2 separate regions of the Mus musculus genome follow, and region 1 is linked to region 2. Evidence: chromatin loops called from intact Hi-C (ENCODE). Cell type or tissue: heart. All regions are shown on one strand. Each heading gives the region's core, and the rest is flanking DNA. Links, peaks and the distances in the headings are about the cores only.

Region 1 (16,690 bases), core at 4,578-12,577, 170 kb before region 2:
AGCGCCCCTACATAGACAGAGTACAGCCTTGGGTTACGGGTCAGGGACTCCATTCACCAGAGCTGGAACTTGACCCTTCTGAGCAACATTTCTGAATCCTCATTTCTTATCATCACCACAGGAGGATCACACCACCTTCCCTGCCATCTCAATTGGCAGGGCTGTGGATGATACCATGAACTGGAATCTTTCAGGACAGTCTGTAAACTGTTCTGTCTCAGTAGACGTCACAGCAATTACACTGAGTAAGGACTGCTGAGAGATAAACCAGCAAAGGTTTCTGATAAGGCTGGCATCCCTTCACCATGGATGACACATTTTATTGAACACCCCAGGGCTGGAGATGCTGTCTCCATGATATAGCTCTTGCTTAGCATATAGGATGCCTGGACTAAATCCTCAGCACTGGAAAAAAATTAATTAAGTAGATTGAAATTATTTTCTTGAATGGGGCTAGGGCTATAACTCTATGGCAGAGCGCTTGTCCAGAGGGTTAGCAAGACTCCTCATATTGGACAGATACTATTCAGAACAACTTAAAAGAGAAAGAGAGAGAGAGATTTTGGCTCACATCTTTGGTGGGTTTAGCACAAAGCCAGGCATTGGTTCTGGGCTGGGGTGCAAGGGCATCCTGGTGAGAGGGGCATAGAGTAGTAAAGATCATGGCAACCCAACGCCAACCAGGAAGCAAACAACAGAGAAGGGCTGAGGCCAAGATTCAAATCTGAATGCCACTCCCCTTCCCAGAGACTTATTTCTCCCAGCTAGATGCCAACTTCTAACATTTCCAGATTTTCCCACAGTAGTGCCACCAGCTGAGGACCAAGGCCTTACTTAGTACAGGAGCCTTCTGAGATACATTGCACATCCAAATTATCATGCCCAAAATGCAGGAATCCTGAATGTAGTCACAAGCATTGAAAAAATAAATTTAATTTCTTTAGCTTCCTTATTTAAAAAAAAAAAAAGACTGAAGTTTTAAGCTTAATCTCAAACTTAATAGGATCTATAAAGGTTTCCTTAGATGTACAAGACTATTAAATTTAATCCCTAGTACCATGAAGCAGACAGGCAAACAGATGAAAATCCCATAAACACAAGCCAGGGGGTTAATAAATGTGTAAAAACAGACCAGATATGAGATTTTATGAATGAAAAATTCTCATGTTAGACAGGAAGTTGACCAGATTCAACGTTATTATGTGGAAGGGTGGCCCATAGTAATATGAAGAGAAATTTAAATCTCTATGTTATTATATTTATTTGTGGGTAGAGGTGTGCATTGCATGGCACACATGGGGAGGTCAGAGGGCAGCCTGCAGCAGCTGGTTCTTTCCCACCATCGGGTGGGGCCCAGCAATTTCACTTAGGTTCTATGTTTCAGAGGCAAATGACTTTACCCGTTGAGCTACTTGCCATCACTGACTTTTTAAACAATCCTTATTTTTTAAAATCCTTATTTTTTAACAATAGAATGTATAGATTTTTTAAAATGTTCCTCTAATTCTGTTGAGAAAGAGGGGAGAGAGAGACAGAGAGAAAGAAAGAAAAGGGTATAGTAGCCAAGTATATAATAAGTAGTTCACAAAATATGCATGATTCTTTGTAAGATTTTAATTTAACCTACGTTATTGAACTATAAGTTCTTTAAACACATTTCGTCTATTGGATTAGAAGGAAAGTACTACACACACACACACACACACACAGAGAGAGAGAGAGAGAGAGAGAGAGAGAGAGAGAGAGAGAGAGAGGCACACATGATGGGTACGGTTAAATGGCTGGACACTCAAATACCTGGCAACATTATCAAATGTGTCCCGAAAAGTAAACAATATGGCAGACCCCTGTCGTCGAGCAGAAGAAATTCTCAGTGCTCCTGATAATGTCCACCTGCCGAGATAAAGTGCCCAGATCCATCCCATACCACCCTGGTAACTGCCTGGGCATCTTTGAACCTTGCCTAGACTTTCACCTACCACCTTGGTAAGACTATTAACTTCCGTTGTTTTTCTTTAGAAGCTACTGGGATAGCAGAGGACTTCTCAGAGGAGTAACTTCCAGGTAAGAAGCTAAAGAATGGGTAAAGAGTCTTTTATCCATGAAATCATGTCCACCTCTCTATTACAGCTCATGTATCCATCTATTTGCTTGATAACTAACACAGTCTTTCTCTTTCTCTTTCTTGTTTTCTCCTTTCTCCCCCTGTCCTTCCCCCAGTCTCCCCCCATACAACAGTATCTAATGGGGCACAGACTAATCTTGGCCTCACCATGTAGCCTATGAGGATGTTAATCCTCCTGCCTTCCTCCCTTTCTGTTGGGATTACCAGCATGAGCCATTACACTCACAGCTTTATCTCACATTTTTCTTCCTTTTCTCTCTCTCTCCCCATCCTCCATATTTCCATAAGCTACCTATCTATGAAGTGGTTTTATGTATATATATACATACATACAAAATACATACATACATATATATATGTGTATATATACATATGTATATATATATCCTAAAAATGACTGCTTTTCTAAATTCAATATCCTAAATTCATCAAGAAAAATCAATGTAACTCTAGGACATTATCTGATCCTGGTTAATTCTAAATCTGTTATCTTTTCTTGTCTTGATTTCACCAGATGAGGGAGTCTAGCTCATTAGTTAATATCCCATATAAATAATGCTAAAGAATTACTCAGACAAACTTGAGACTTGGCTCCCATCATGCACTGAACAGGAGCACTCTGAGTCTATCTGACCAGAAGCCAAACAGGTCATAAAAACAAACTAGGCAACTTGAAAATGAGTCCAAGCTTCCCTCTCCCTCACTGGGTGTGTTTTACACGCTCTGGGTTTACAAAACAAGTTTTTAGAACTTTGCTAATTCTTCATAGAAAAAAAATAGGTTTTCTGGTTTTTTTTTTTTTTGCAAGGATGAACAGAGGAAGGGAGGGGTGTGTGTGTGTGTGTGTGTGTGTGTGTGTGTGTGTGTGTGTATAAACTGGAGGACAACCTTAGGTATCATTGCTCAGTTGCCATTCTCCTGAGACAGCATTTCTCCCTGGCCTGGAACTTTTCACAAGAGGGGCAGTGAGCATCAGGAAGGCACATGCCCTGTGTCATCACATCCCCAGCACTGAGTTTATACATGCACACTAGTGTACCCACCAGCACTGAGTTTATACATGCACACTAGTGTACCCACCAGCACATGAGTTCTGAGGAGTGATCTCATGTCCCCATGCTTGCAAAGCAAGTTTTCTCTCTCTCTTTCTCTCTCTCTCTCTCTCTCTCTCTCTCTCTCTCTCTCTCTCTCTCTCTCTCTCTCATCCTGAACCAAGTTTATCAAGTTTATGTTTCAACAGCAGTCTCAAAAGTAGGACTTGGAGGGCTGGAGAACTGGGTGAGAGGTTAGAGCACATACTGACTACACATGCAGAGGACCTGAGTTTGTGTGTGTCTCAGTACCCACATCAGGCTACTTACAACAACCTACAACTCAAGCTCCAAGAGATCTGACCCCAGTAGGCAGCTGCACTCAACTGTGCACACATCCATACTGACACACACATACTCATATGCACAGGCACATGCACACACACACACACACACACACACACACACACCTAAAACATAAAGAAATAAAAAAAGATAGCACCAGCTCTTTGGAGAGACCTTGAGATTTTCTAGACTGGCTTCCAGAGCAGGGTGACAATCAGAACTGAAAAAAGACTCCAGGATGCCACTCCAAACCTACTGAACCAGAAACTTGTGAACCAAGTTTCTCCAGTGACTTTGTAATCAGCTCAGCTTGAAAACCCATGGCTAATGTCTGGATAATGTCCTTTGATGCTTTAGCAGTTAACATTCTGGGCCAATGGTTATAACGTTGTCCTATTAATCTCCTTTGGCGTTGTCTTACAAAAGAAGATCACCGGTAGGAAATAATTGAACCCATTATTTTGTCTGAGTTCTTCATTTTCAAAACTAATGTAGTTATTCCTTTTTGAGAAAGAAGCCATGGCTAGCCTAGAACTGAATATATAAATGAACATGACCTTGAACTTATGATCCTCCTGTATATACCTGATAAGACCTACGTACTAAAGCCCTGAGTACTACTAGTGCCTATATATAGTGCTGGGTATGGAATCTGGGTCTTAACATGCGCTAGGCAAATGCTCTACCAACTTAGCTCTGTCCTCAGCCCTGAAAAAGCCCTTTGGCAAGCTTAAGTGGGAACCTGGGCTCTGTGGATGCTGTATTTCTGGAGGGCTTCCTACCAGAGTAGCACCACTCACAAAGCATACAGGCAAAGCCTAGAGGAAGACAGGATGCTATTTCCATTCTGGCTGAGTCTCCAGAATTGAGTCAGAGAGCTGGAAAGGACTAAGTAATGACCATCTGGCCCAGTCCCTGTCTCCATGTGGTTGTGATTTATTTCTAGAATTTCAAAGCAGAGAGAGTGCACTGTGGGGTTTGTATCTCCCAGTGGTGAGTAAATTCTTCCATGGGGACACCTGGTGCTGCTCTCAATACAACATGCCCAGATTCTCAATGAATAACGAGGATGTTCCTCCGGGTTGTCAACTTGACAGAACTCGAACCATCTGAAAGCTTAGACTGAGGAATTGCCTAAGGGGTCAGACTGGCCTGTGGGCATGTCTGTGGGGGTGGGGGGGGGACCTATAAGCTTGTAAATTTACACAAGAGGAGCCAGCTTACTTTGGGTGGTACCATTCCCTGTCAGATGATCCCTGGACTGTGTAAGAAGCTAGCTCATCATGACCCTGTAAGCTAGCTAGCAAACAGCCTTTCTCCATGGTTTATGCTTGAGATTCCTGCCCTGACTTCCATCAATGGTAGACTGTGACCTAGAAGTAGGAGCCTAAGAAATCTTTCCTTCTCTGAAGTGCTTCTGCTCAGAGTGTCTTATCAGAGCAACAGAGTAAAACTAGAATAAGGCTTGTGTTTGTGTTTGCTTTATCTGCCCCTCTCTGATGAGTTCCCTAGAATCCAAAGGCTTAAAACATGAAAAGTCATTCACAGGAATGTAGGCAACATAGCAGTGGATACGCCACTGAGGAAAGCTTTTCTGTCTTACTTCCCCAGAAACCATTGACTGCACATTAGAACCTGTCAGAGGAGTGGGGCCTCAGAAGCCCGGATGAATTCAAGGGGGCATGGTGCCATAGTAAAGTCACCAATGACAGTGTATAGCATCAGGCTAGTCATTGATTGGGCCTTGAATTCATGTTCTTCAAACTGAAGGAGTCGTCCCCTCACAACTTAATGTACATCGAGTTCATACTTTATCTGTCCCTCAGCAAAGTCCCTCAATGTCCTGTTAGTTACTGGGTTAAAGTCTGTGAAGAAAAATTAAAATACATATGTCACCTGGGCTGCTGAGGCCCCATCCCTCTGCAAGGTTCTCTATGCAATTAAAGGCTTCTAGGGGAGTAAGGCAGAACCATGTTCCTAGGTGGCGTATTCAATGTTAAAGCGCCCACATGTCTGTAAATAACATCTTACCCATTCTCTTCTAAGCAAACCTAATGACACTGAAAAGCCTCAAAGAATAATCTAAGAGATCAAGAAAGATTCCCAATATCAACCATTGGCCCTCATTCACAAGCTCCTACACACTTGCAAATATACTCTCTTCCTCTCCCCCCCTCCTCCCCTCCCCTCCCCCTCCCCTTCTCTCTCTTTCTCACACACACAAACAAACACAAACACCAGGAACATAAATATAAACACAAAAAGAAGCAAAGAGAAGGGCAAAGAAGATCTTGCATTCCTAGGGAAATTAGGCAATGAACAAACAGATGCTATGATGTAATTCCTCTGATAGCATTCCCGTGGTACAAAGATGCTGAGATGTGTGTGAAGGTTCCATTTAGACTATGCTCTTTCTCCTACAGAATTAACATCGGGCTCTCTATTCACTCAGACATGGAAAGGCAGATGGCTCCTGTGTTCTAAGAGATTCTCCAATTGGACTTGATTTACCCATTAGAATTGAGTTGACCTATCTCTGTAGATCTGGGCAGCTTTGAGGTGACATGTTAATGAGGAAGAGTCAACATTAGCTTGCAAAGATGAATAACTATCTTCCAAAGAAACCAGTAGGTTTTCTTAGACTTCAGAGTCTAAGAAAATGCTAATGTAAGCACTCTCCTTCAGTTAGAAACTGATGACAAGGTCAAAGTAACAAATTTAAGTTGTAGTTAGACATAGTAGGCTCACACTTTAAAAAAAAAAAATTAGGTGTGAAGGGGACAGCGAAATGTCTCAGTCATTAGAACACTTGTGGTGAAGTGTGAGGACCAGGTTGGTTTAATCCCCCAAACCAGCCCTTTATAGAAAGCCCAGTGGACATGCTTGTAATACCAAATACCAGTGCTGAGGGGATGGAGACAGGAGCATCTTTGGGGTTGACTGGCTAAACGGTCAGCCAGCCAAATCAACGGCTTCCAGGACATAGTGAGAGAGCTTGTCTCAAAATACAAGGCGAAAGGCATTCTGAAAACAGCACCCAAAGTTAACGTCTGAGTTCCACACACAAAGGAACACATAGACAAGTATACTCGGTTGCACACACACATATGCACAACACATGTACATGCACACATTTTATGGCTAGAAAATGTGCAAGTAGCTTATCCCTTCTCTAAGCACACAGTGATTGCAATCGAATAGTTATAGAGGTGGTCTATATCCCATCTGCCAACGTGCTGAATAATTTGTGGTAGGGAAAGGCATCAGACCAGTATTAGGATCCGTCATTAACGTACTATGACTTCATGCTGGGTCAGCATTTATACGTGCCCAGGATGTGGGCCAGTGAGATGACTCAGTAGGTAGAGGCGCTCATTGCCAAGCCTAGTGATCTAAGCTTAATCTCTGGAAGCCACATAGTGGGAGGACGGCACTGACGTCTGTATGCGATCCACTGACCTCCACTCAAGTGCTGTGACATATGTGGGCATGTACACACATGTACATGTATACATATAGGCACCTGCGTTCACACATGTAAACACACACGAATACAAGCACATTACATACACACACACACAAAAACACAAATGAGAGAGAAAGAGAAAAACAGAGAAACATGGAGGGAGAGACAGAGATGAGAGAGAGAGAGAAAGACAGAGAGAGAGACAGAGAGACAGAAGAGAAGAGAAAGACAGACGGACAGACAGACTGACAAGCTTTCTAGGATGTCCGTAGGTCATTTGTTGTATACGACACACCCAATAGCTCCAAGACAGGTCGGATAAAGTATAAGATCATGTGTCTATCTCAGGCTAAAGGCTCTGAGTGAATCCCTCTCTATCATGCAGGTACGTATGTGCCCATACAGTCATGTTCATCCCATAGGTTTGCATCTTTACTAAAAAGGCTGATTTTTTTCAGTGATATAAGCACCGTAGTGAGGATGTCCACAAAGAATAGAGCATACAGAAGAGAGTGAGCCACGGTCAGTGTCTCTATTGTATGAAAGTCACAGGCCTTTTTCAGAGAAATGCATCACCAGTGGCACAAATTCAGAAATACAAAGATATATTCATATAGTGGATACCTGTTTTCTATGCTGTTGGGTAAGACAGTTCAACCCTTTGCCAAATTTCACTTGAATCTTTTATTATTATTCTTCCAGTCAACAATATCACCATCATCATTTTTATTTCTTGGAGAGGAAATGTCAAAACTCAATGCTGGGAAGCCCGTCCTGCAGAGGCGGTAAACCTCCATTCCACCTCCGGAGAGATGCCTTTGACACTCTCTCCAAAGGTTCCCTGCAGTTTAAAGTAAAAATGTTCTTCAACACACAGTATGACTCGTTCAGAAGACACAAAAGGGTCAGGGCTACAAACCTAAAGAGAGCTTACATGACAGTTCACTGGGTAGAATGCCTATCTTGCAAGAACAAGGATCTGAGTTCAATCCCCAGAACCCGTGGGAAAAAATGTCAAGTGGAGTGATGAGCATGTGAACCCCCAGCCTTGAGGAGGCTGAGAGGAGGATCCCTGGGGCCCCCCGCCAGCCAGCATAGCCTATCAGCAAGTCCCAGGGCAAGACAAAAAACACAACAAACAAACAAAAGCCAAATAAGGAATGAGAGCAAGGTTGACCTCTGGCCTTTACATTCATGCACACACATATGCGCAAACATCTACATGCACACACATACATGCACATACATATGTGCACCAGCAACTGCACAGAGGCACATATATCAATGATAGAACTGGGTTTCATCAGATGAGCTGTGCTCAGTGGCAGATCAGAAATGCCGACTCCCTGACGGGGTGAGAAGTGAAGTTTTTACAATGTCATTTCCCCTCAGCAGTTATGAAAAGGGCAAGATACTGGTGTAATGCAAGAGGCTTGGGCATTATGAGAAGTCCCTTACTGTTTCTGTTCCCATAAAAACAATTAGTCATCCATTCATAAGAATCACTGATGGACACCAGTTCACTCAATGGGTCACTGTGTTTCCGGCAATTCCGTATTCCCACCCTTTTTTTTTTTTTCCATAAGGGCTGTCATTGGCTGGGACCCTCTGGGGAGCTGAGCCCTTGAAGAAACCATGACAACAACTTTAGTGAATTATGCCTTGGAAAACACAGCCAGTGGGGAGGAGGGAAAGGCAAGTGCCCCAGCCCTGCATCTTTGAAAGCATGCTTTAAAAATAGCCATGGGGGCACTTTCCTGTTTGTCAGACTCAGTAGCAGCTGTCCATAGCCCACATTGCTTTCATAACCCTGCCTGTCCACAAAGAAAATACAAACCCCAGATAGCTATAGAAATGGGCATTATTCAACACTCATGTGCCTTCAGAAATAGCTCAGGAAGCCATCAGAGACACAGTGAGAGGGAAGACGGGAAAACCTTAGGAGGACCAGAAAGGGAAGAGAAGAGGTATTTTTAAACAATGAGGAATTTGTAGTAATAAGGCAGCAAAAAAGGTCAGGATTTGAAAAGGCTGTCACTGAGAAATGGGTCAATCTTAAAACTCAAAGGTTCCCATAGACCTCACCAGGCTCCAAAGGACAGCACCAATCCAGTGGTCACACAGATTACCCTATTTACATGACAGGGGTCAGAAAACAAAAACAAAGTCATGATTCTGAGAAAGGGACTAGGGTGGAAGCCACCAGGGAATGGAGGGAGATAGGAGGATGAGGCTGGAGAATAATCAGAATGCATTGTTACATGTATGAAGCTGTCAAGGAACAGACTTAACTAATAATTCAAAACTAGACTTAACAGACAAGGCTTTCACTGGCTCTAGCCATGTCTTAGCCGTGTTTTCCTAAGCATACTTAACCTTGTCACAACCTCCTCCGGGAGGCCATGGAGGACATGGGCTAGCTAGTCTCTAGAATTCTGTTCTAACAAAGTTCTGTTGCATGACAGTGTAAAGAACATGGGTCCAGGCGGTGGGCAGTTGGGAGGACCATAGATTTACCCTGCAGTCACCTAAGGACCATTCACCTGGAGAAAGGAGTGGAACAGCTTGAAGTTGAGCCTATCACTATGACAGCAAACTTCATAGATCCCTCTTCACCCACCAATCACTAGGCAAGTAGGCGGGACTTCTGGGTTGGACAGGGGAAGAGAGGAAGCAGGAGAGAGTTAGGGGCCTTTTGGAGGGGATAGCGAGAGGGCAATATGTAGCTACTAGTGTCTCCTGGCTTATATGGCAGATCTGCCAGGATTCACCGCCAGAGGATTTAGATTTAATAAGGCTCACAAGATTCGGATTCTAGTTGTTGCACCCAGGGATTGAGCTACCATTGTTTCTGAACTAAGTTTGTTTGGCATTTTCGTTCAAGCAGTGGTGATGTGCACCAAAAAGGCCATTGGGGTTTTGAAGCATATGACTGACATGGTAGCAACAGGACAGTGAGAACTTCGTGACCTGGGTGGAGAGATTTTGGAGCTCTGAGTCAAAGAGTCTCCACAAGATAAGAAATGGCTGGCAAGACTGCCAAAGCTGAGAGCAGCTGGGTGCACCTTGGAAACTCGCCATTCTTTTTAATATTTCTTACAACAAGAAGGTGCCAGGAAGCCATATGATCCACTTCTCAGAGGCAAGGTGCAGGCAGGCAAAGAGCTCAGTTAGTGAAGTCAGACACACTGTACTGCATGAACAAATAAATACATGAACAGACTATCCATAGCAGGGAAGGCTCTTTAGTTCGGTGATCTTGTTTAGTTTCTTCTTAGCACAAAACAATGGCCAGCATACTGCCTTAAGTATAATTCTGATTCATAGTTATAGAGATTAGGGCCCACCACCATAAGGAAAGAGCCCCAGGTTTTATGAAACAGAAAAGGATGTCAATCCTCATCAGACATGTTCTCATCAATTGGCCATCCCCTTTTCAATCAACAGGTCACTGCAGAGGTCACCTCTAGAGCTGAGTAATCGGCTCCACGGTCTGACTCTCAACTACCTCTACATCTTGTGATGCAAGGGTGACCTCTCTGTCCTTTATGCACCTCTTTAAAACAGACACACTGTACTCCTAACTCTGCTAAGTACTAGGTTTGTAAGATTAAGTTAGGGTTTTAATATTCCTCTAAACTAAAAGTAGTCATTATTCATTTCCAGAAGCAGAGAGAAAATGGAATTATGGCTATCAAATCTTGTTATCCAAACATATGACCAAAGTAAGCACTCAATAAATATATTATCTATTATTATTTTTCAGTTATTTTCATATCATACTTTCATAAAGTATGTTATCTGTATAACTTGGTATAACAAATGTGGTTTGTGTTGTTCCCAGGTCATTTAAAATAATGAATCACCTTACAATTTTTGATGAAAAAGACAACCTCACCTCAACCCTTCTAGCATGAACTGGCCAAATAGCCACTGGTCAGTCACTTCCTAGACAGTGAAGATGGGCTTCAGTAGCCTATGTGCTACTCCTGGAACCTTAAACAGCTTAAGTCATGGTAGAGTTTGGGCAGATAACTGGCCACTGAGAAAAGTTGCCCTGTGGCATCAGAACAAGGGAGAAAAGGGGGAGGGGTAAGTCTCTAGGGAATTGGAGGCTACAAACAGTTTTCTGAGAATTGCTACCAACTCCAGGTCTATCCTTTGCTTAGCCTCAGACTCCATTCTGGATTAGTGACAACCGTGTTCTATATACTGCCAGCACATGCTTGGGTTCTCTGACCACACAGCACTGAAGCTATATTGCCGATGGAACTGCCAAGCTCTTGACTGCTGAGGATTGTACGTAATTCTGGGGCCAAACATCAACACAAGCTCACAGGTCTTCCATGAAGAGTTACCAAAGGATTATCTTTTGCACGGCCACCATATCCTGAGCACTGGGGCCACAGGAACAATGAAGGTTACAGTATTCTGACTTTGGTGGAGTTTTTAGTTTAAAAGATGGAAGAAATGCATGAACAAATAAATACATGAACAGACTATCCATAGCAGGGAAGGCTCTTTAGATCGGTGATCTTGTTTAGTTTCTTCTTAGCACAAAACAATGGCCAGCATACTTCCTTAAGTATAATTCTGATTCATAGTTATAGAGATTAGGGCCCACCACCATAAGGAAAGAGCCCCAGGTTTTATTTTTTTTTTTTTTTTTTTATTTTTTTATTAGGTATTTAGCTCATTTACATTTCCAATGCTATACCAAAAGTCCCCCTTACCCACCCACCCCCACTCTCCTACCCTCCCACTCCCCCCCTTTGGCCCTGGCGTTCCCCTGTACCGGGGCACACAAAGTCTGCGTGTCCAATGGGCCTCTCTTTCCAGTGATGGCCGACTAGGCCATCTTTTGATACATATGCAGCTAGAGTCAAGAGCTCAGGGGTACTGGTTAGTTCATAATGTTGTTCCACCTATAGGGTTGAAGATCCCTTTAGCTCCTTGGGTACTTTCTCTAGCTCCTCCATTGGGAGCCCTGTGATCCATCCATTAGCTGACTGTGAGCATCCACTTCTGTGTTTGCTAGGCCCCGGCATAGTCTCACAAGAGACAGCTACATCTGGGTCCTTTCAGTAAAATCTTGCTAGTGTATGCAATGGTGTCAGCATTTGGAAGCTGATTATGGGGTGGATCCCTGGATATGGCAGTCTCTACATGGTCCATCCTTTCATCTCAGCTCCATACTTTGTTTCTGTAACTCCTTCCATGGGTGTTTTGTTCCCACTTCTAAGGAGGGGCATAGTGTCCACACTTCAGTCTTCATTTTTCTTGAGTTTCATGTGTTTAGGAAATTGTATCTTATATCGTGGGTATCCTAGGTTTTGGGCTAGTATCCACTTATCAGTGAGTACATATTGTGTGAGTTCCTTTGTGATTGTGTTACCTCACTCAGGATGATGCTCTCCAGGTCCATCCATTTGGCTAGGAATTTCATAAATTCATTCTTTTTAATAGCTGAGTAGTACTCCATTGTGTAGATGTACCACATTTTCTGTATCCATTCCTCTGTTGAGGGGCATCTGGGTTCTTTCCAGTTTCTGGCTATTATAAATAAGGCTGCTATGAACATAGTGGAGCATGTGTCCTTCTTACCAGTTGGGGCTTCTTCTGGATATATGCCCAGGAGAGGTATTGCTGGATCCTCCGGTAGTACTATGTCCAATTTTCTGAGGAACCGCCAGACTGATTTCCAGAGTGGTTGTACAAGCCTGCAATCCCACCAACAATGGAGGAGTGTTCCTCTTTCTCCACATCCTCGCCAGCATCTGCTGTCACCTGAATTTTTGATCTTAGCCATTCTCACTGGTGTGAGGTGGAATCTCAGGGTTGTTTTGATTTGCATTTCCCTGATGATTAAGGATGTTGAACATTTTTTCAGGTGCTTCTCTGCCATTCGGTATTCCTCAGGTGAGAATTCTTTGTTCAGTTCTGAGCCCCATTTTTTAAGGGGGTTATTTGATTTTCTGAGGTCCACCTTCTTGAGTTCTTTATATATGTTGGATATTAGTCCCCTATCTGATTTAGGATAGGTAAAGATCCTTTCCCAGTCTGTTGGTGGTCTTTTTGTCTTATAGACAGTGTCTTTTGCCTTGCAGAAACTTTGGAGTTTCATTAGGTCCCATTTGTCAATTCTCGATCTTACAGCACAAGCCATTGCTGTTCTGTTCAGGAATTTTTCCCCTGTGCCCATATCTTCAAGGCTTTTCCCCACTTTCTCCTCTATAAGTTTCAGTGTCTCTGGTTTTATGTGAAGTTCCTTGATCCACTTAGATTTGACCTTAGTACAAGGAGATAAGTATGGATCGATTCGCATTCTTCTACATGATAACAACCAGTTGTGCCAGCACCAATTGTTGAAAATGCTGTCTTTCTTCCACTGGATGGTTTTGGCTCCCTTGTCGAAGATCAAGTGACCATAGGTGTGTGGGTTCATTTCTGGGTCTTCAATTCTATTCCATTGGTCCACTTGTCTGTCTCTATACCAGTACCATGCAGTTTTTATCACAATTGCTCTGTAGTAAAGCTTTAGGTCAGGCATGGTGATTCCACCAGAGGTTCTTTTATCCTTGAGAAGAGTTTTTGCTATCCTCGGTTTTTTGTTATTCCAGATGAATTTGCAAATTGCTCCTTCTAATTCGTTGAAGAATTGAGTTGGAATTTTAATGGGGATTGCATTGAATCTGTAGATTGCTTTTGGCAAGATAGCCATTTTTACAATGTTGGTCCTGCCAATCCATGAGCATGGGAGATCTTTCCATCTTCTGAGATCTTCTTTAATTTCTTTCTTCAGGGACTTGAAGTTTTTATCATACAGATCTTTCACTTCCTTCGTTAGAGTCACGCCGAGATATTTTATATTATTTGTGGCTATTGAGAAGGGTGTTGTTTCCCTAATTTCTTTCTCAGCCTGTTTATTCTTTGTGTAGAGAAAGGCCATTGACTTGTTTGAGTTAATTTTATATCCAGCTACTTCACCGAAGCTGTTTATGAGGTTTAGGAGTTCTCTGTTGGAATTTTTAGGGTCACTTATATATACTATCATATCATCTGCAAAAAGTGATATTTTGACTTCCTCTTTTCCAATTTGTATCCCCTTGATCTCCTTTTGTTGTCGAATTGCTCTGGCTAATACTTCAAGTACTATGTTGAAAAGGTAGGGAGAAAGTGGGCAGCCTTGTCTAGTCCCTGATTTTAGTGGGATTGCTTCCAGCTTCTCTCCATTTACTTTGATGTTGGCTACTGGTTTGCTGTAGATTGCTTTTATCATGTTTAGGTATTGGCCTTGAATTCCTGATCTTTCCAGAACTTTTATCATGAATGGGTGTTGGATCTTGTCAAATGCTTTTTCTGCATCTAACGAGATGATCATGTGGTTTTTGTCTTTGAGTTTGTTTATATAATGGATTACATTGATGGATTTTCGTATATTAAACCATCCCTGCATCCCTGGAATAAAACCTACTTGGTCAGGATGGATGATTGCTTTAATGTGTTCTTGGATTCGGTTAGCGAGAATTTTATTAAGAATTTTTGCATCGATGTTCATAAGAGAAATTGGTCTGAAGTTCTCTATCTTTGTTGGATCTTTCTGTGGTTTAGGTATCAGAGTAATAGTGGCTTCATAAAATGAGTTGGGTAGAATACCTTCTACTTCTATCTTGTGAAAAAGTTTGTGCAGAACTGGAGTTAGATCTTCTTTGAAGGTCTGATAGAACTCTGCACTAAACCCGTCTGGTCCTGGGCTTTTTTTGGCTGGGAGACTATTAATAACTGCTTCTATTTCTTTAGGGGATATGGGACTGTTTAGAAGGTCAACTTGATCCTGATTCAACTTTGGTACCTGGTATCTGTCCAGAAATTTGTCCATTTCGTCCAGGTTTTCCAGTTTTGTTGAGTATAGCCTTTTGTAGAAGGATCTGATGGTGTTTTGGATTTCTTCAGGATCTGTTGTTATGTCTCCCTTTTCATTTCTGATTTTGTTAATTAGGATTTTGTCCCTGTGCCCTTTAGTGAGTCTAGCTAAGGGTTTATCTATCTTGTTGATTTTCTCAAAGAACCAACTCCTCGTTTGGTTAATTCTTTGAATAGTTCTTCTTGTTTCCACTTGGTTGATTTCACCCCTGAGTTTGATTATTTCCTGCCGTCTACTCCTCTTGGGTGAATTTGCTTCCTTTTTTTCTAGAGCTTTTAGATGTGTTGTCAAGCTGCTAGTATGTGCTCTCTCCCGTTTTTTCTTGAAGGCACTCATAGCTATGAGTTTCCCTCTTAGAAATGCTTTCATTGTGTCCCAAAGGTTTGGGTACGTTGTGGCTTCATTTTCATTAAACTCTAAAAAGTCTTTAATTTCTTTCTTTATTCCTTCCTTGACCAAGGTATCATTGAGAAGAGTGTTGTTCAGTTTCCATGTGAATGTTGGCTTTCTGTTATTTATTTTGTTATTGAAGATCAGCCTTAGTGCATGGTGATCTGATAGGATACATGGGACAATTTCAATATTTTTGAATCTGTTGAGGCCTGATTTGTGACCTATTATGTGGTCAATTTTGGAGAAGGTACCATGAGGTGCTGAGAAGAAGGTATATCCTTTTGTTTTAGGGTAAAATGTTCTGTAGATATCTGTCAGATCCATTTGTTTCATCACTTCTGTTAGTTTCAGTGTGTCCCTGTTTAGTTTCTGTTTCCATGATCTGTCCATTGGTGAAAGTGGTGTGTTGAAGTCTCCCACTATTATTGTGTGAGGCGCAATGTGTGCTTTGAGCTTTACTAAAGTTTCTTTAGTGAATGTGGCTGCTCTTGTATTTGGAGCATAGATATTCAGAATTGAGAGTTCCTCTTGGAGGATTTTACCTTTGATGAGAATGAAGTGTCCCTCCTTGTCTTTTTTGATGACTTTGGGTTGGAAGTCAATCTTATCAGATATTAGGATGGCTACTCCTGCTTGTTTCTTCATACCATTTGCTTGGAAAATTGTTTTCCAGCCTTTCATTCTGAGGTAGTGTCTATCTTTTTCTCTGAGATGAGTTTCCTGTAAGCAGCAAAATGTTGGGTCTTGTTTGTGTAGCCAGTTTGTTAGTCTATGTCTTTTTATTGGCGAGTTGAGACCATTGATGTTAAGAGATATTAAGGAAAAGTAATTGTTGCTTCCTGTTATTTTAGTTGTTAAAGGTGGCATTCTGTTCTTGTGGCTGTCTTCTTTTAGGTTTGTTGAGGGATTACCTTCTTGTTTTTTCTAGGGCGTTGTTCCCGTTCTTGTATTGGTTTTTTTCTGTTATTATCCTTTGAAGGGCTGGATTCGTGGAGAGATAATGCGTGAATTTGGTTTTGTCGTGGAATACTTTGGTTTCTTCCTCTATGATAATTGAGAGTTTGGCTGGGTATAGTAGCCTGGGCTGCAGTTTGTGTTCTCTTAGTGTCTGTATAACATCTGTCCAGGCTCTTCTGGCTTTCATAGTCTCTGGTGAAAAATCTGGTGTAATTCTGATAGGCTTGCCTTTATATGTTACTTGACCTTTTTCCCTTACTGCTTTTAGTATTCTATCTTTATTTAGTGCATTTGATGTTCTGATTATTATGTGTCGGGAGGAATTTCTTTTCTGGTCCAGTCTATTTGGAGTTCTGTAGGCTTCTTGTATGTTCATATGCATCTCATTCTTTAGATTTGGGAAGTTTTCTTCAATAATTTTGTTGAAGATGTTTGCTGGACCTTTGAGT
Region 2 (16,690 bases), core at 4,117-12,116:
CCCGACTTACAGACTCACACATTCTTTGCCAGTATCAGCAGGGTCATCGGGGTTCACCAGAGGCCTGTTCGGCTACTTCAGCCCACATGATTGGGCTGCACCTTGATATGGTATGAAGTAGATTAAGGCAGTAGATTAACGTCACTAGGCTGGAAACTAAAGGGGAAGTCTCAGGTGACTGGCCAACATCCGGAACAATAAATTAAAGGTTGTGTTAAACTAGAGGTTAAGAGCTTAGACTCTGGCATTTGGGAGGTCACAGGATTAAATCTAACTCCACTGCATACTTAGAAAAGCTATCTGACCAGGTAGAATCTCTACTTCCTTTTTCTAAATGCCAATTCTTACTCTCTCTATGATCTTGTGTAGATTAAATAGGACAGCTCATATATATGGCATGTAGTGTAATGCAGGGCTTATGATAAGGCCCCCCAAAACTGATGACGTCACCTAGCATCGTGAGTAGCCTATCCATGAGCAGTGATGAACTTGACTTAGGTGGATAGACTTAAACTTTGAAGGCCAAGGCACATTTCCCAGATGAGCATAGTAGGTATAAGAGCAATTCCTACCAGAGACCTTTCTCAGGCTGAATGGTACATATAAATCCTTTTGAGTGTAATCTTTTATAAAGTATAGGTCACTGAGGAGCATGCTAGTCACCAATGCATGCCTCCACGGTTACAGAGTCCACCATGCATTCCCTGGCTTCTTGTATAAGATGTGAACAAGACCAGCCCTCCAGCATTCCATCATCACCATAGATGGGGTAGGGGCTAATGAGGCCTTCCTCCCTGTGGAGGTATAAGCTGTTAACAGTTGCTGGGGAAGGGCAGTCATATTCCACAGTAGTGTAGCCACTAGCAAATACCCTTTTCAAGTAAATAAGCCCTAAATGACCCCATGGTCATCAAGCCACCTCTAATTAATTGTGTAGGGTCACATACAGAAGATGTGAAAATGGAAGGGGGACTTGCGAAGAGTGGGAGACTTACTAGGAGAGGAAATGGAGGAGAAGAGGGATAATGGAGGGACTTAGAACATTCTACATGTATGTGAAATTTTGCAAGGGGTAATAAAAGAAAATAAATCCAGTATGAATGGACTCACATGTCAGACACTGACGTGAGCTCTGCCCTGGGGTGGTGAAGGAGTGGCAGGTGTCCCTTCCCTAATAGGGACAGCCTCCCAGCAGGGGAGGAGACAGGGAAGGCCACAGAAACTCCATCCTAATGCAGAGGCTAAAAGAAATTAAGATGTTAGGGTTGAGGTTATTTACTTATTTATTTATTTACTTATTTATTTTTATTGTTAGGATTTTTTTGAAGGGGGTGCTTTTTGCTCCTGATGGCTGTTTTCTTGAGGCAGGGTCTTGCTATGTAGCCCAAGCTGCAATTGTCTGGGTCATGTTCTTACTTTCTATTGAACTCTGAGACTCCAGGATGCTGCTCTCCCACAAGTTAATGATAGTGAGGCAGGTGTTGCCTGACTCTTTGTAGACTAAGTTTTATAGTGACACTCATTTTATCCAGGAGACCCAACAGCAACCTTAGAGGGTCAGAAGGCAGACTCCACGAAGTCATGCAGCCTTCTGCTGGCTCTGACAAAACAGCAGAGGGAAATAACTTGCAAAGAAAAGTTTATTTATCTGAAGCTCTGGAGAGAGGGAAGAGTAGGGAGAGATGGAGAGAAAGAAGTGAGAGAAGGGCAAAGGAGAAAAGAGGCAAAAGAATAAGAAGATGGGGAGGAGCAGGAGGAGGGGGAGGGAGAGGAGCAGTAGAAGAAGCAAGAGGGGGAGGAGGGAGAAGGGGGAGAAAGGAGGAGGGAGGAGAAGTATGAGGCAGAGGAGCAGGAGGAGAAGAAAGAGGAAGAGGATGGAGGAGAAACAGGAGGAGGGGGTAGGAGAGGGAGAAGCAGGAAGGGAGGAGGGAGGAGAAGCATGAGGTGGAGGAGGAGGGGGAGGAGCAGGGAGAGGAGCAGGTGGGGGGAGCAGGAAGGGGAGGAGGCAGAAGCAGTGCAGAGAGAAGAGTAAAAAGGGACAAAGAAAGGAGAGAAGGGGAGAAAAAGGGAGGAAAGATTGAGAGCAAGAGAGCAAGAGGAGGGTAGGAGAAAACAGAAGAAAAGAGAGGGGGAGAGAGGGAAAGTGGGAGGGAAGAAATGGAGAGAAGAGGGAAAGAGTGGGTAGAGACAGGAAGGGGAGAGAAACATTGGGATATGTCACCAGTACCTTCAGAATGTCCTAGAAAGCCTCACCTCTCACTGGCCCCATCCTCCTCTGCTGACAGCACTTTGCAGGTGAGACCTTCAATCCAATGAACCTCATAGAGCCTCTTTACACAGTACCAAGATCACAGACTGCGCTCTGGCTGCTCAGCCTCTCACTCAGCAAGAGCTCCTCAACAGAAGCGTTTCTCTTAGTGGGAGAGAAGAAAGCAAAGGCAGAGTGGCCCCAGAGCTGGCCATGTGGCATCCCTGGTCCCAACCCAGACACACTGGGAGATTCTATCACCCTGTTCCCAGGCCTTCCCTTGGAGGTCTGCCCAGTGCCTGGCTCTTTCTGTGAGACTTCATATGCCACCTAAAACCAGTTAGAAAATCTTTCCTTCTACTTAAACCAGCCCAAAGGGATCATGGTGTCCATTACTGAGTCAGACTGAAACAGAGAAATGTGGACCAGAGAGATAAGGAAGTACCAAAGGGAGTGCTAACAAGGGGAGTATTGATAGGAACAACAACAGGGAGGAGAGCTGACGGGAGGGAGGGCCAACGACCTGGCTCAGTGGATTGAGGTGCTTGCTGCCAAATCTGACAACCTGAGTTCGATTCCCAGGAAAGAATCAATTCTCACATATTGTCCTCTGACCTCCACATATCTGCCCCAGCACAAGTGATTCCTCATAATACACACATACAAAATAAGTAAGTGTTAAAAGGAATAACTGTGAGATAAGAGAAAAATTTGAGATGAAGTGGCCAAAAGGCTTAATTGATGCTATGAGTGTGTGTATATGTCCATATATGTGTAAGTGGGTGTGTACTTGTGTGTATGTATTTATACTTGTGTGTATACATGTATATGTATGTGTGTTTGTGGGACTAGCTGCTTGTGGAGACCAGAGCATAGCCTTGGCTGTTATTAATAAGATGCCATCCACCCTGTACTTGGAAACAGGGTTTTCCACTGCCCTGGAACTCAGCAAGCAGGCTATGCTGACAGGTTAGTGAACCCCAGGGATTCTCCTGTTTCCAGACCCCCAGAACTGGAATAATAAGTCGTGCCTTTACTTCCAGCTTTTGTTGTTGTTTTCTGTGTTGGTTTGGGAATTTGAACTCAGGTCCTTGTTATTGCAAGGAACTCACTTAAGTGACTGAGAAATTGCCCCACCCCTGAGAAGTCAACTTTGACAGAGATATGGAGGAAAAGAAGACTCCCATAAAGAAGCCTCCGGGAAGACCAAACATCACTGGCTAAGGCTCCAAAGGGAATCTGTTCCTTGGTGTACAGCAGAACACGACTTGGGACAGTGACAGCAGAACCTTGAGCAGAGCACAGAGTGGTTCAAAGTTGTCACACAGACTCATGCCACTCTCTACACAACTTCCTGTTGACTACTAGATCAGTGCAAAAACTAAGAATGAATATTCCCAGACTGGGAAGACAGCTCACAGGTTAAAGCGCTCGCCTCCCAAGTGTGAGGACATGAGTTCTGATCCCTAAAACCAACCTACCTTCCTTCCTTTCTTCCTTTCCTTCCTTCCTTCCTTTTTTTCTTTTTTCTTTTTTTTGGGGGGGGGGCGGTTGAGACTGGGTTTCTTTGTGTAGCCCTGGCTATCCTGCAACTCACTCTGTAGACCAGGCTGGCCTCAAACTCAGAACTCCACCTGCCTCTGCCTCCCAAGTGCTGGCATCAAAGGTGTGTGCCACCACTGTCTGGCATTTAAAATATTTCTGTTGCTGGATTAAAATAATCCACCAGAAAACAAGTTAGGGAAGGAAGTCTCAAAGTTCCAGGGGGGAATTCAGTCTGTCAAGCCTGGGTAGGCATGAAGGCAGGAGCTAAGGTTTGCCTGACAGGAGGCAGAGATCAAATTTCATCCACACGCAGGAAGCAAAGTGAGCAGGAAGTGGGGCCAGGCTATAAGACTTCCATGCCCGCCTCCCCAGTGATGTATTTTCTCCAGCAGCCTCTACCTCCTAGAGGCTCCATAACCTTTGCAAACAGCTTCACCAGCTGAGACCAAGGATTCAAACTAGTGAGTCTATAGGGAAGATTTCATTTTCAAACCACAGCACTGTGTAAAATGCCAGGTGCTATGACAGGAAAAACATCGGAAACATTAGTAACAATAAGACAGGGGACAGAGGTAGGCAGATCCCTGGAAGTTTTCTGTAATGACCAAGTTCCAGGCCAGTGAGAGACTCTGTCTCAAAATTGAAAAGGTAGAAGATGTCTGAGGAACAACATTCAACATTCAGTACCTGGATCCCCTCGCATGTGCACTGTACATGCATGCACTCGTACACTCACACATACATGGACACACGGAGAGAAAGAGGAAGAGGAAGAGGAAGAGGAAGAGATGGAGGAAGAGAGGAAGAGAGAGCAAACTCATTGATTTTACAGAACCACAATATTGAAGCAATATTTGAATCACATTGTATAAAAAATGACCCACCCCTACACATCACAGAATGGAAATTCAAAACAAGACGTATTCTAGCCTACAGGTAGCTCAAGAAGCATGATTCTCTATGCCTAGCCTCTCTGACTTTCCCTGCAAGTAGTATTCTCAGATCTGTGTGACCACAGTGACTCAACTCTGCTGGAACAGCTCAGAGGCAGCCACAGACAATAAGTCAACAAACAGGTGTGGCTGTCTTCCAATAAAACTTTATCCACACAAAAACACAGTGGGCAGGTTTTCGCCTGATTTGTAGCTTGTCAATTCCTGTGCTAAGCTGAGAGAAGGAGGCTGGACTTTGCTTAAAGGCAATCAAACCACCTGCCTGATCAAAGCTCTATCTTTCTCTTTATCCTCCTCGCCACTGTTCAAGGATATTAGTAAAACCTTCGTGTCTTGGTCCCTTCTTCAGAAAGGTGGTTGGAGCTCCTTCCAGCTCCCAGCCATGGCTCTCACATAACAATGCTGGCAGAAGTCCCTGCCCATAGAGAATATGTATCTGTAGAATGCTCATCCATAAATAGGACGTCTATATATCACTCTCTACTCAAAGGCTCATGGACCATCTAAGAAGAAGGATTAAAAAGACTGTCAAAGCCAAAGGTTGGGAAGGGCCAGACCGGAGTTGTCTTCTGGGCATGACAGAACTGCTGTACTCATCAATTTAAAACCACCTTGTTTACCTGCACAAGAGCTGTACAAGATCAAGGTAACCAAGACTCCAGCATGGAGGGATGAAGGACTTGAGTGGCAGATAATGGCTTTTGGGAGAGGGGGAAGACTTGGCATGTCTCTCTCTCTCTCTCTCTCTCTCTCTCTCTCTCTCTGTGTGTGTGTGTGTGTATGTGCATGTGTGTATATGTGTGTGCATGTGCCTATGTGTGTATGTGTGAATGTGTGATGTTGCTGTTGAAAGTGTGGCCCCTGGTAAGCCGGTGTGCACCAGTGGACATCCCCACTTGCATGAGTCTATGGGTAATTCAAACTGAATCTGCTAGCTCACTTTTTAAAAAAGAAAAAGAGCTGGGGGCTAGAGCAGTGGCCCAGTGACTTAGAACACTAGTAGCTAAGAACTCACTTTTGTAGATGGCCCAGATTCTATTCCCAGCACCCACAACGATCCAACTCCAGTTCCAGGGGATCTGAAGCCTTCTTCTGACCTCTGTTGGCCCTGGCATATATGTGGTGCACATACTACATGCAGACAAAACAGGGTTATATACATAAAAATAAATAGAATCTCTTTTTCTAAAGTGGGTGTGAGCCGGGTAGTGGTGGTGCACACCTTTAATCCAAGCACTCGGGGGCAGAGGGAGCAGAGGCAGGCAGATCTCTAAGTCCAAGGCCAGCCTTGTCTATAGAGTGAGTTCCCGGATAACAGAGAAACCGTGTCAAAAAAAAAAAAAAAAAGATATGTGTTTTTGGGAGGAGAGACAGGGCATAAGGGTGAATCTGAAAGGATCCTAAGAGAGGGAGCAGGGGTTCACTCTATGCCTGTATGGGGTACTCAATAAATAATACAAGTATTATTTTTTTAAAAAAAAGATGTACCTGCATATGGAATATATGTCTAAAGTCAGAGTCTCCCAGGAATATATGGCTTTCTCCCCACCTTCCAGGAACCAGCATGGTACCCCTCATTCTGCTCTGGTGAGTAACTCAGAGTCTGGAGAAGCCATTCACTCTCAGGGACCTGCCAACTGAGCCGTAGATTACCTTACCATTCTATTGCCCAAGGTCTTTCTTCCCATGATTCAACACAAAGTTGCATTTGGGTCCATATGGACTTCTGTGTGTGTTTGTTGGGGGTGGAGGGTGGAATCATTGTATGGGACAGGCACAGGTCACACGAAGCCGTGTTTTCCCTCCAAGTTCTGGCACTGCCACAGGCAGGGAAAGTATCTGTGTTCACGAATGTCTCCATTCACCTCTATCATAAACAGAGCTCTATGTGTACATATAGCAAAGTCACTGCCTGCCCACAGGAAACCCAGAGTCCTTTGTTCATGAGAGGATGGACTCTCTCCACTGGGTCCATTCAATGGGTAGAGAGCTGAGTCAGGTTTTTCCCTGAAACTTCTTCTATTCAGTATTTCCTTCATTGACTTTCGCCACTCTTAATGGGTAAAACTTTGCTGTTGCAAGATCCCTTAAAATACCCCTCCTGGGGCCAACCGCTGTTTATCTTGGCAGCAGGTAGCTCCAAAAAATTTGGAAAGTCTCTACTTGGCATGGGCTCTGAGCTACTGGCACGTTAGAGATTAATAAAGCACATTTAGCAGCGCTCAGGTCTCTGCAACACAATCCCTCACCGTGAAACGTGCGAGATTCTTTGTTCACGGCGAACAAAGTCAAAGCCAGAATGAGCCAACCATGACAACCAGAGATAGGAAACAGTCAAGATCCTTGAACATCTTTCATCTGGCAACTGGTGGGTAGGAATTGATGCCCAGTGCTCAATTATACATCTGCTTGGTGTTCTCAGCTGTATGAACTGGGCAGGAGCTTGGGACCCCTGAGCTGGGAGCTGACTGAACAGCAGCGCCAAGATATCAGGGCTGTACCTGTTTCCTTGAAGCCCAAGAAAAGCTTGAACTGAAAGCCCGTGAAGGAACAACTCCAGAAGCAGAAAAAAGAATCAAGATTTACCAAGACATTTCCAAACATTTTGGCTTTTCTTTAGGAAAGCAAAATGCTTAGGTTTGTTTGGATATTAGCGAGGGAGGGAGGGAGGGAGGGAGGGAGGGAGGGAGGGAGGGAGGGAGGGAGGGAGGGAGGGGGAGAGAGAGAGAGAGAGAGAGAGAGAGAGAGAGAGAGAGAGAGAGAGAGAGAGAGAGAGAGAGAGAGAGAGAGAACCAAGTAAACTTTGCTCGATTGTACAGGTGTGGCGCTGGTACCACAGGAAGGAGACAACAGCGACAAGAAATGGGAACTAAAACTCAAACAGGCATTAGACAGCAATTACAGGTTCCGAGGAGGAAGCAATTCACTGTGAAACCCCACACACCTGGATTCTCGCAAAGCAAGCACCGGAAGAAAATAGCAGGGAGCCACACGCGCAAAGGCACCATGGTGAGTGCCAACGCAGCCTGCACGTGCTGAGCGATGCCTGGATGTATTTACACTGAGTGGCTCCTCCTCGGAGTCCTCCAGAAAAATCACGCAGACCTGCAAATCAGAAGTCCAGACCACTGCACTGCTCCTGCTGAGCACAGTAACCTTAATTCTCCACATCAAAGTCCACACGCAGTGGGACAAAAAGCGAAGCAAAGAAAAGTTCTATCCTTACCTAAAAGGCATAGCAGACAGGCCAGCTGGTTGCTCCGCCACCGTTAGCCTGCTCCGGGGTTCTGTCTCATTCCATCCAAAGTCCTAGTGCTACCCAGGAGGGCTCCTGGGGGGTTCTCGGATCTTCCTGTAGGAGTTTTTGATCACTGGCTTGCTTAACAAACACGCCTGTGTTCTGCGGGCGTTTGAATGCAGTACCACACCGGGCACCGAGCCAACACTCAGCTTCCACAGGCAACAAGAGAGAGGAAAAACTCACACCCTCCCAAGCAGGCTTCCCTCCTTGGTGTCTTTTAAGGTGGGGATCCAGGTGTCATCTCTGGTTGGAGGGTAGCGTGAGAGGTAGCTAGCTCCCTTTTCTGACTTCTCCGCTGCCTCGTGGGAGCCCCAAAGTTTGTTTTTCTATCTCACTGCCCCGAAGTTCTCCTCGTGATCGGGATCGCCCGGCTTGCCTTTCCACCAGCTGCACTTTAAATGTATTTTAATTGGCTGGAATGTCGAAAGAATCTATTTGGCAGTCGTTTACATGGGACGCACGCCCAGGGCAGCTGAAAAGAGGCCCCAGAAGCGGACGATTACTTCATCAAAAGCGGCAGTTTGAATAGCACTGACTCCTACTGAACTACAAGGAACGGAGTTCTATAGCCAAGATGGAATAATTAATAATTTGTGGAGAAAATTCTTCATTCATCTAAAAAAAGCCAAAACGAAGGGGGCGGGAATCCCTGCAGGTAGGGGAGTACTTTCTGAAAGGGGTGACTTATTACGGCCCCTGTTCTGCTCTCTACAAACATTGATTTTGTACAGCCTTACAGGAGGGACATATGCATAATTTGGTTTTCCTGAAAAGCTAAATCAAGTAATTTTCACTTTCAAAGAGCCCCTGAGATGCATAGCACTTTTCCACCCTCATTCATTAGCCAGAACCCACACTAGATATTTTCCCGAGTGAAAGACAGTTATTCAAGTTCTTTCTTTCTTGGTGACCTCTCAGCTAGATCCAGCTTCAAATAAATTCTCCGTGAATCCAAATAGATAATCATCAGCGCACAGTGTTTATAAGCCTGATTAGAATTTAAAATATTACAAGTGAAGAAGAGTCTAGGAGATCGCTTGGATGGGTCAGACCATTTGCTAGGCAAGCAATAGGACCTGGGTTCAAATCCTTAGAAGACACATAAAAAGCCGTGTGTGGTTCTGTACACCTCTAATCTCAGTAGGAGGGTAGCTGGGGCTTGCTGGCTGCCCCATGTCACGAGATGAAAGCAGAAAGAGGTACAGGAGAGCTCCCAGCTTCCTTCTCTGGCCTCTGCATATATATATGCATATATATATGGGCATGCATATACTCACACAAGTGCGAGTGTGAACTCTCTCTCACATATACATACAAAAAATGTTACTCAAAAAAATGATAGCTTAGGCAGATTATGACATTAAACAGTAGATAACAAACACTTATGCATAAATGTCTCAAAAAATAGAATAACAAAGCAAACCATAAGTCAGATAAAACAAGAGATAAATGGAAGAGCCTTCACATTTTTTCTAGACTGCTGATTTTCCAGGAGGCTGATTTATTGGTATATCTCAAGTGGGCTTACAGATTAAAAAATCCCAGGCTTTCTGGGTTGCCCTAATGACCTCCCTCCTTCAGAGCACCTGCCTTTAGTGGGGTACCTAGAACGAGGCAAGCACCCCAAGTATTCTTCTCCAATGGAAAATGTGAGCCAGGAAACACTGACACATACATTCATTACTCTGCCTTTCCTTCATGTTAATAAAACTGTCTGTGGTTCTCAACAAGACGGAACATGAGGAAGGGTGATGTATGTGTGCATCGTTCAGGACGATTTGTTGAACTGCTCAGAGGCAAAACCCAGCACACGGGGAAGTTAAAGAGAAGGCTGAAAGAGAGGACTGGGCCAGCCTCATGGATATGCAATCTTCATAGCCCTGTAGAGCCCTGTTCCCTGCAAGGGCTTGTGTGTGTGTTAATGTGCTCTCTTTTAACATCATTCTTATATCACATTTATTTGTTCATATTGTGTGTACACGTAGAGGTCGGAAGACAACTTGAGGATGCCAGTTCCCTCCTCCCACTGTGTGGGTCCCAGGATCAGATTCATCAGGCTCGGCAAGGGCTTTTACCTGATGACCCGTCTCCCAGGCTCTTCTCCTGTCATTCTTGTCTCCTTAACTGAACAAGGGGCCCTGTGATTTCACTTTGCTTTGGGACTGGAAGACAGGCAGCAACACCTGAGAGAAACAGTAGCCATCTATGAGGTTAAACACAGGATTGCTATTTTAAAACATAGGGAAGAGCCAACAACATCGTGCATGACAAGTGCTTACCATACCTTTGCCTTACTCAATGCATTGCTGCTAGGTGGGCAGAGGTCTAAGATGGAGAATGCCACCCCATCCCCGCAGTCATTGGTAAGATGGTGATCTATGTGTTGTATGCAGTTTACCCTGGTGGGATGCATCACTGCACTGCATCTGGTAGGTTCGGAGAGTCTTTGTCCCCATACAGTCAGCTCCCACTTAGTTATTCTATGGGCAGAAAGATCCACTGCATAACTAGCCACCTTCTTTTTCCAAATTAACTTAAAGTTAACTGTGGTTAACTTTGCCAAACCCAAACACACCACTGGCCCACCACTGTGAATTCCAATAACTCTCAAGCTCTTCAGAGAGCAGGAACCCCTGGAGTGCTCTCCAAGACCTGAAGCCTGGGTGGTAGCCTTCCTTGGCTTATCAGAAGGCATACAGAAAGCCTTATCTCTGTAAGAGAGGGCTTGCTCTCTGATGTCAAGCACTTCCCGTCTCTGCTATCTTGAGTCTCTTACCTGGACTTGTAAATGTTTGGTCTCAGTGTTTAATAAGCAAATAGATCAGCATTCCAGAAAGAGAATTTTAGAGATTAACTGATTCTATTATTTTTTAAAGGACATTTGAAGCAAGAAAATAATCATACACAGGCACATACACGCATGTGTACACACACACAAGGGACATGCACATATACATTCACTCACAGAATTGAGTTTGTATGCGTATGCTTTCTTTTGCTATGCATGTTCCTACTTTGTGTCTCTTTGTGTACACGTTCAGTTGTACATGCATGTTGTGTGCATGTAGAGGCCAAAGGTCAACATGAGTCATTTCCTCAGTTGCTCTCAGCCTTAATTTTTGAAACAGGATCTCGGCGGCGTCACTGAACGTAGGACTCACAGACTCTGTTAGACTGGTTGACCAGTGTGGTGGTTTAAATATGAAATGGTGTGCTTTGGTTTGGAGATCTGAACACTTGGTCCTCAGTTGCTGATACTGTTTCAGGAAATTTGGGAGATACAGCCTGGCAGGAGGAAGTATGTCACTGGGGTTAGAGGAAGTGGAAGAAGGAGTATGGAAATGATGTAAATACACTACTTATGTAAGAAATTCTCAAAAACCTAACAAATTAACCAGAACACAGATGATTGTTCTAGATGCTACTTGGGTTACCTCTTTGCAACCATCACACAATGCTGTGGAGAAACAGTATTTATCCTTCTTTTGCAGATTTATAAGATAAAGATCTGCCCGAACTATTCACATTGTCACTCCCAGGACTTGGCAGGGCAGAGATTTAAACTCTACTCCCGATATTTTCTTTCCTACAACTACCCACCTGTCAAAAACAAGTCAAGGAACAGAAAACAATTGGCTCCTTAGGAGAGCCTCTTTAGCCCCAAAATTTAGTGCTGATGTAGGTCAGTGACTCTGGGCAAAGACAAGAGATTGGTCTGGGAGACTCTGGAAGTGAGAGGAAAGATGAAGGGGAAGATAGGAGAGATGTGGGTTGGGGGAAGGAAGGAAAGAGAGGGAGGAAAGGGAGAGGGAAGGAGATAAGGGAGGGAAAGGGAAAGGAGAGGGGGAGGGAAGGAAGAGGTAGGGAGAGAAGAAGGAAGGGGAGAGTGACAAGAAGAGTGACTTTGGATGTTCCTTGCATTCAGAAATGGTGTTTTAAAGCCCCCATATCTAAAAGAAGTGTTTCAGAAGACTAGGGGGAAAGTAGCAGCCCACCAATGTGTTGGAAAGCCAAAGAAAATTCACCACATTTACATATGTGCTACAGCTGCTGTCTTCAAATACAGTCTTATCATTTCCATGGTATCTTGACCTTTGGAGACTTCATCAAAATCCCAGTGACAAAATGATTAGTGCACAGCTTTGGAATTTGTTCTTGCTAAGCACACTTCCTGATCATTGTCACAGGCAATCATGATGAGACCTTACATGCTCCAAAACTATATCTTTGCATTGCTTAGACACAAGTCAACAGAGTTTTCAGGAGACAAGCCACACAAGGTGTCTTTTCTGGGATGGGCTTTGGTCCAAGACCTGAGATGGATTCGCTCTTTGAAAGCACGGTGATTACCAAGATTTTAAAGATGGAAGAATGGGGACACAGAGCTTGGACTTGCCTTCTAGCTTCCAAACACTGCTCTCCTGTCACTCACAGCAGCCCACTGTCCTGAGTTTTGGGATAAACCACTGAGGAGAAGCTCAGCTCTGGCTTGGCTCACCTTCTTACCTCCTTGATTGTTCAGTATTTTCTCCAGTGGTCAGGAGTGTTTTCTTTTCTCGAAACACAGGTCTGCAAGAGGCCAAGTTTGATAGAGGTATTTTAAAAGTTTTTCTTGGCTTATTTGGGGGTGGGGGTGGGGATTTTGTCTTACAACTCAAGAAGATGTTTTGCTAAAACATCTTCCTAGTTTCATTGTTACTGTGATTTAACGCTCTGACCAAAAGCAACTTAGGGGAGTTGCTTATGTTTCTAGGTCATAGTCCATTGAAGGAAGTCAAGAGAGGAACTTGAAGGTAGGTCTGCTATTCCACACAGCATTGTCTCTGGCCAAGGAACTCAATGAAGTGCGGCTGAAAGAATGCTGCCTAAAAGCTGGCTTTCACAGTACAACAGCCTTGATGGCATGGAGGAGCTGGATCCAAGAGCATGAGATCAGGAGAGCTGATCCCGCCCCTGCAACATTGGGTGAGCTTGCCTGGGCAGTGTTAGAGAGCTGGTCTTAGTGGTGTGGGTACAAAAGAGTTGGTGGGCTGACTAACTCACCTACCACCAAGGCCTAGATCCAGGGCTTTGAGTTGGCTCACCCCAACATCTACCCCAGGTATGAACTGCTATAATACATGAAGAGGCCAGTCCTATACAACTAAAGCTGCAAGATCTCCATGACACAGGGCAACAACAGGGTATTAAAGAGGAGTTCTGCTGAGAATCCAGTATTGGTAGTGTAGCAGAGAAGTCTCAGTGCATTGTTACACCTTCTCAGGCAGAGTCTTTAGGAAGAGCTTCAGGGTTTGGCTCTTCTTCCTGTTAATTCCCTTAATCCAGGGATGGTGGGGGAAGAGGAGAGGAATTACCACAAGTACAGGGTATGCACTGCGGGGTGTCCTCACAGTTTACCACCTCAGCACTACTGATACAGTGGTAATCCTTTGCTTCTCTGAGTAGACATCCAGCTGTCAATGCAAAGCAGACAGTGCCTTTAGGTGTAGTTAACTGTAAAGAAGTGTACCATCTTTCTGCTGTAAGCGGTTCTCTTGGACAGAATGGAAGGGTGCGTCACTGCCCCCCAAAGAGAACATATATGGTAGAGATAAAGTTTTGGGTTATTAATCAAACTGAAAGGATGTCTTGAGAGAAACTCAGGCCAAAAAATCCCTCTTTTCTGTGTTGCTTCCTCTTCCACAGGTAACGAACTCTAGGACTATCCCAGACCCACAGGCTAGTATTTTGTGGAGGACTAACAAGCTTGGAAAATAGCTAAATAATGTTAGGCAACACAAGTGTATAAAAACCCATAATTCCAAGACAGTGTGTATATTCATATATATGTATGTGTGTACATCTATTGCATAATACTGCATATATATTGCATAATACATACACATGCATATATATGTTCCTATGTGTACATATTCTCACATGTACATTCTCTTGTGTGCATATTTGTTGGTATGTGGGTTTGTGAACGTGTTTTTATGATTATGTGCTTATATAAGTGAATGTGTGTAGAGACCAGAGCACAAGCTTGGTTTCCTTTAATCAACAGCTCTCCACTTTTGCTTTTTTGAGATACAGAGCCTCTCACTGGCTTGGAGATCCTTAATTAAACTAGAATGTTGCCTAGTGAACCACAGGATTCTGTCTGCTTCTGTTTCCTCAGGGCTGGAATTCTAAACATGACTTTTTACATGGGTTCTAAAGACTGAACTCAGGTCGTCATGCTTGCACAAGTCCTCTCCTGAGTTAGCCACCCTGAAGCCCTCCCCCCAATTCCCTACTTCCTAAGGTTATTTCTCTCTCTCTTTCTCCCCCCCCTCCACCAGGACAAATTCTGTCTTGAACTTGTTCACACACAAAGAAAAGTAAAAGTCTAAAGAAATAAACAAAACCAACAAGATAAAACTGCCAAAATGAAACAAAAACCCACAAGGGGGTTGCAGGGGTCCTGCTTGTAAGGAACGTGGTGTTTGTTTTGTGTTGACCAGCTACTTCTGGGCATGGGGCCTGTTCTGGAGTGTGGTTGATACACGCAGTGACTCTGCTTTGGAGAAAGATGATTTTCTCTTTGCCAGCAGGTGTCAATTGCAAATAGCTTTCTGGTCAAGAGTGAGAGGGACCCTGTGTCCACTTCCCCCTCTCTGTGCTGGACCATGTCTGTCTTGAACTTGTGCAAGTTCTGTGCATGCTGCCAATCTCTGTGAGTTTAAATGTGCCTCAGTCCTGTTGTGCCTGGAAGGCATTTTTTCCTTGGGGGGGGGGGTCATCCACCACTTCTGGTTTTTATAATCCTTCTGTCTCCTCTTCACATAATCGGGGTGGGTAGGGGGGAGTCGGGGAGGGAACATGGGGATAACACTGACGTAGACTGAGTGCTCCAAAGTCTCTCACTCTCTGCACATTGATCTCTGAACTTGATCCCCAGAACTCATGTACGAAGCCTGGGCACGGTAGCATGAATTGTAATCTCAGCACTGGGGAGGTGAAGACAGGAGGATCCCTGAGATTGTTGGTAATTCCCAGGGCCTAGTGAAAGACTCTTATCTCAAAGACTAAGAGGACAGCTATTGAGGAATGATACCTGAGGCTGATCTCTGGCCTCCATGCAGGAACCTTCACACACAAGCATACACCCTCAAATCTCTCCACACACACATCGTAGGTGGCACCATTTCAATGTTGGGGGAGGGGGCATTTGAACAAGGGGTGAGTGAATCCCAACTCTGCCTGAAAGAAATGAGGAAACAGTCAGCCATTAACAAGCCAGTGTGAGAGACTTTTAACACAGTAATGATTAAATATAATCATAGGACGATGAATTATCTTTTCCAAAAAAAATATAACTATTTATCCAAAGCAGGAGAAACAAGCACAGTTTTATATTAATATCAATGGTTGTACTTAAAAACCTTACTCTTCCACAGCCCTCATGGAGAAAGGGCCTTTCCATCACCTCCCCCATTATTCATTTTTCAATATCCGTCTTCCCTCTTATCTACTTTTGTTCCTTTTAATAACATTTCAGGGAAAGGCACTTAGGGAGAACAGACCATGGAACTTCACAGAGGAAAGAAGAAAGGAAGGAAGAAGGAAGCAAGGAAAGCTGAAATCAAGCCCAGACAGACAAGAGCTGTTTTGAATGTGTTCCTGGATGGTATATGTACATATGTGGCAGAGTATGTAAAATATGTGAGAGTGCCCTCCAAGGCAAGAGGACATTGGATCCCCAGTGATCCTCTGGTTTTAGGGTGTTGGGAGCCCTGGGTCTTGTGGAAGAGCAGTAAGTGCTCTTAACCACTGAATCATCTCTCCAGCGTGAATTTTTAAATTCTCTCTAGAGTGAATTTTTAACCATGTAAGTATGGGAATTTAAGGAAACAGATATTTCAGAGCCAGTACAGTGATCTGGGGAAGATGAACAATGAATTATTCATTGGTTATGTATCAGTTTTGTCAAAACAACAAGCAAAAGCAAAACAAACAAACAACAACAAAAACCAATGAACCAACCAACCAACCAAACAAACAAAACAACTGACCTGAACAGGTTCAAGAAGAACATATTGTCATAGCAGAAAACAAAGATTTGACAGGATGGGTGGGACATTCGGTGCAGGGACAACAAAAGACACAAATGCTCACAAAAAACAAATCAATCAACGGAGAACTGATGGGAAAGGCTCTTGCTTCAAAGCCTAGGGTCACACCAGTGAGTGGTCATTATAGGACATCACTTGAGGGTTAGGTCCTTTTTCTTCATCAGAGCTTTGGAAGAAACCTTTTCGATGGAAATGTCCTCAGGAATGACCACCAAGAAAATTACAAAGGACTTTGGTCAATGTTGCAGAGTGCTCCCAATTAATCTGTGGAGAAATTATGCCCCCTTAGGAAAAGAAAATAAAATTGTATCCATTTAGAAAACATGAAAGACTCGAGCTCTGAGATATAGCAGATGGGGTGGCAGGGTTCTGTTTAAACCAACACAGTTGGCCCCAGCTCTTTCTAATTCCCAGGTCAGCACACGTGGTCTTTGAGGCTGCCTTCATTGTGCTTCCCTATCCTTCATAGTGTAGGCACACTACACAAACAAGCACACACACTCTACCCACAGCATGATAGGTACTGCTGTGGTGTGTGTGTGTGTGT

The links. Hi-C counts contacts between places; a loop is a spot of excess contacts. Peaks named below come from ENCODE experiments on the same cell type or tissue, not always from the same donor. Only the 100,000 strongest peaks of a DNase experiment are listed, where the experiment ranks them.
Region 1: it touches region 2 in a loop (2.0-fold over the local background); 2 of 42 quality-filtered maps call a loop at or near these places.

What each region holds. Positions count from the first base shown.
Region 1 is chr1:126,652,063-126,668,752 of GRCm38, forward strand. The region is part of intron 2 of Nckap5 (NCK-associated protein 5); the gene reads right to left. Among named protein-coding and RNA genes, the nearest start is that of Nckap5, 170 kb to the right of the region's middle. In heart, for the core only: no CTCF peak of the experiment used is centred there; a DNase peak (open chromatin) is centred at 8,599.
Region 2 is chr1:126,822,345-126,839,034 of GRCm38, forward strand. Nckap5 (NCK-associated protein 5) reads right to left here and starts at 8,288. Exons shown (of 17, transcript NM_001081756.1): 1 at 7,973-8,288. In heart, for the core only: no CTCF peak of the experiment used is centred there; a DNase peak (open chromatin) is centred at 8,467; H3K4me3 peaks cover 1,477 bases; H3K27ac peaks cover 1,042 bases; H3K27me3 peaks cover 1,277 bases.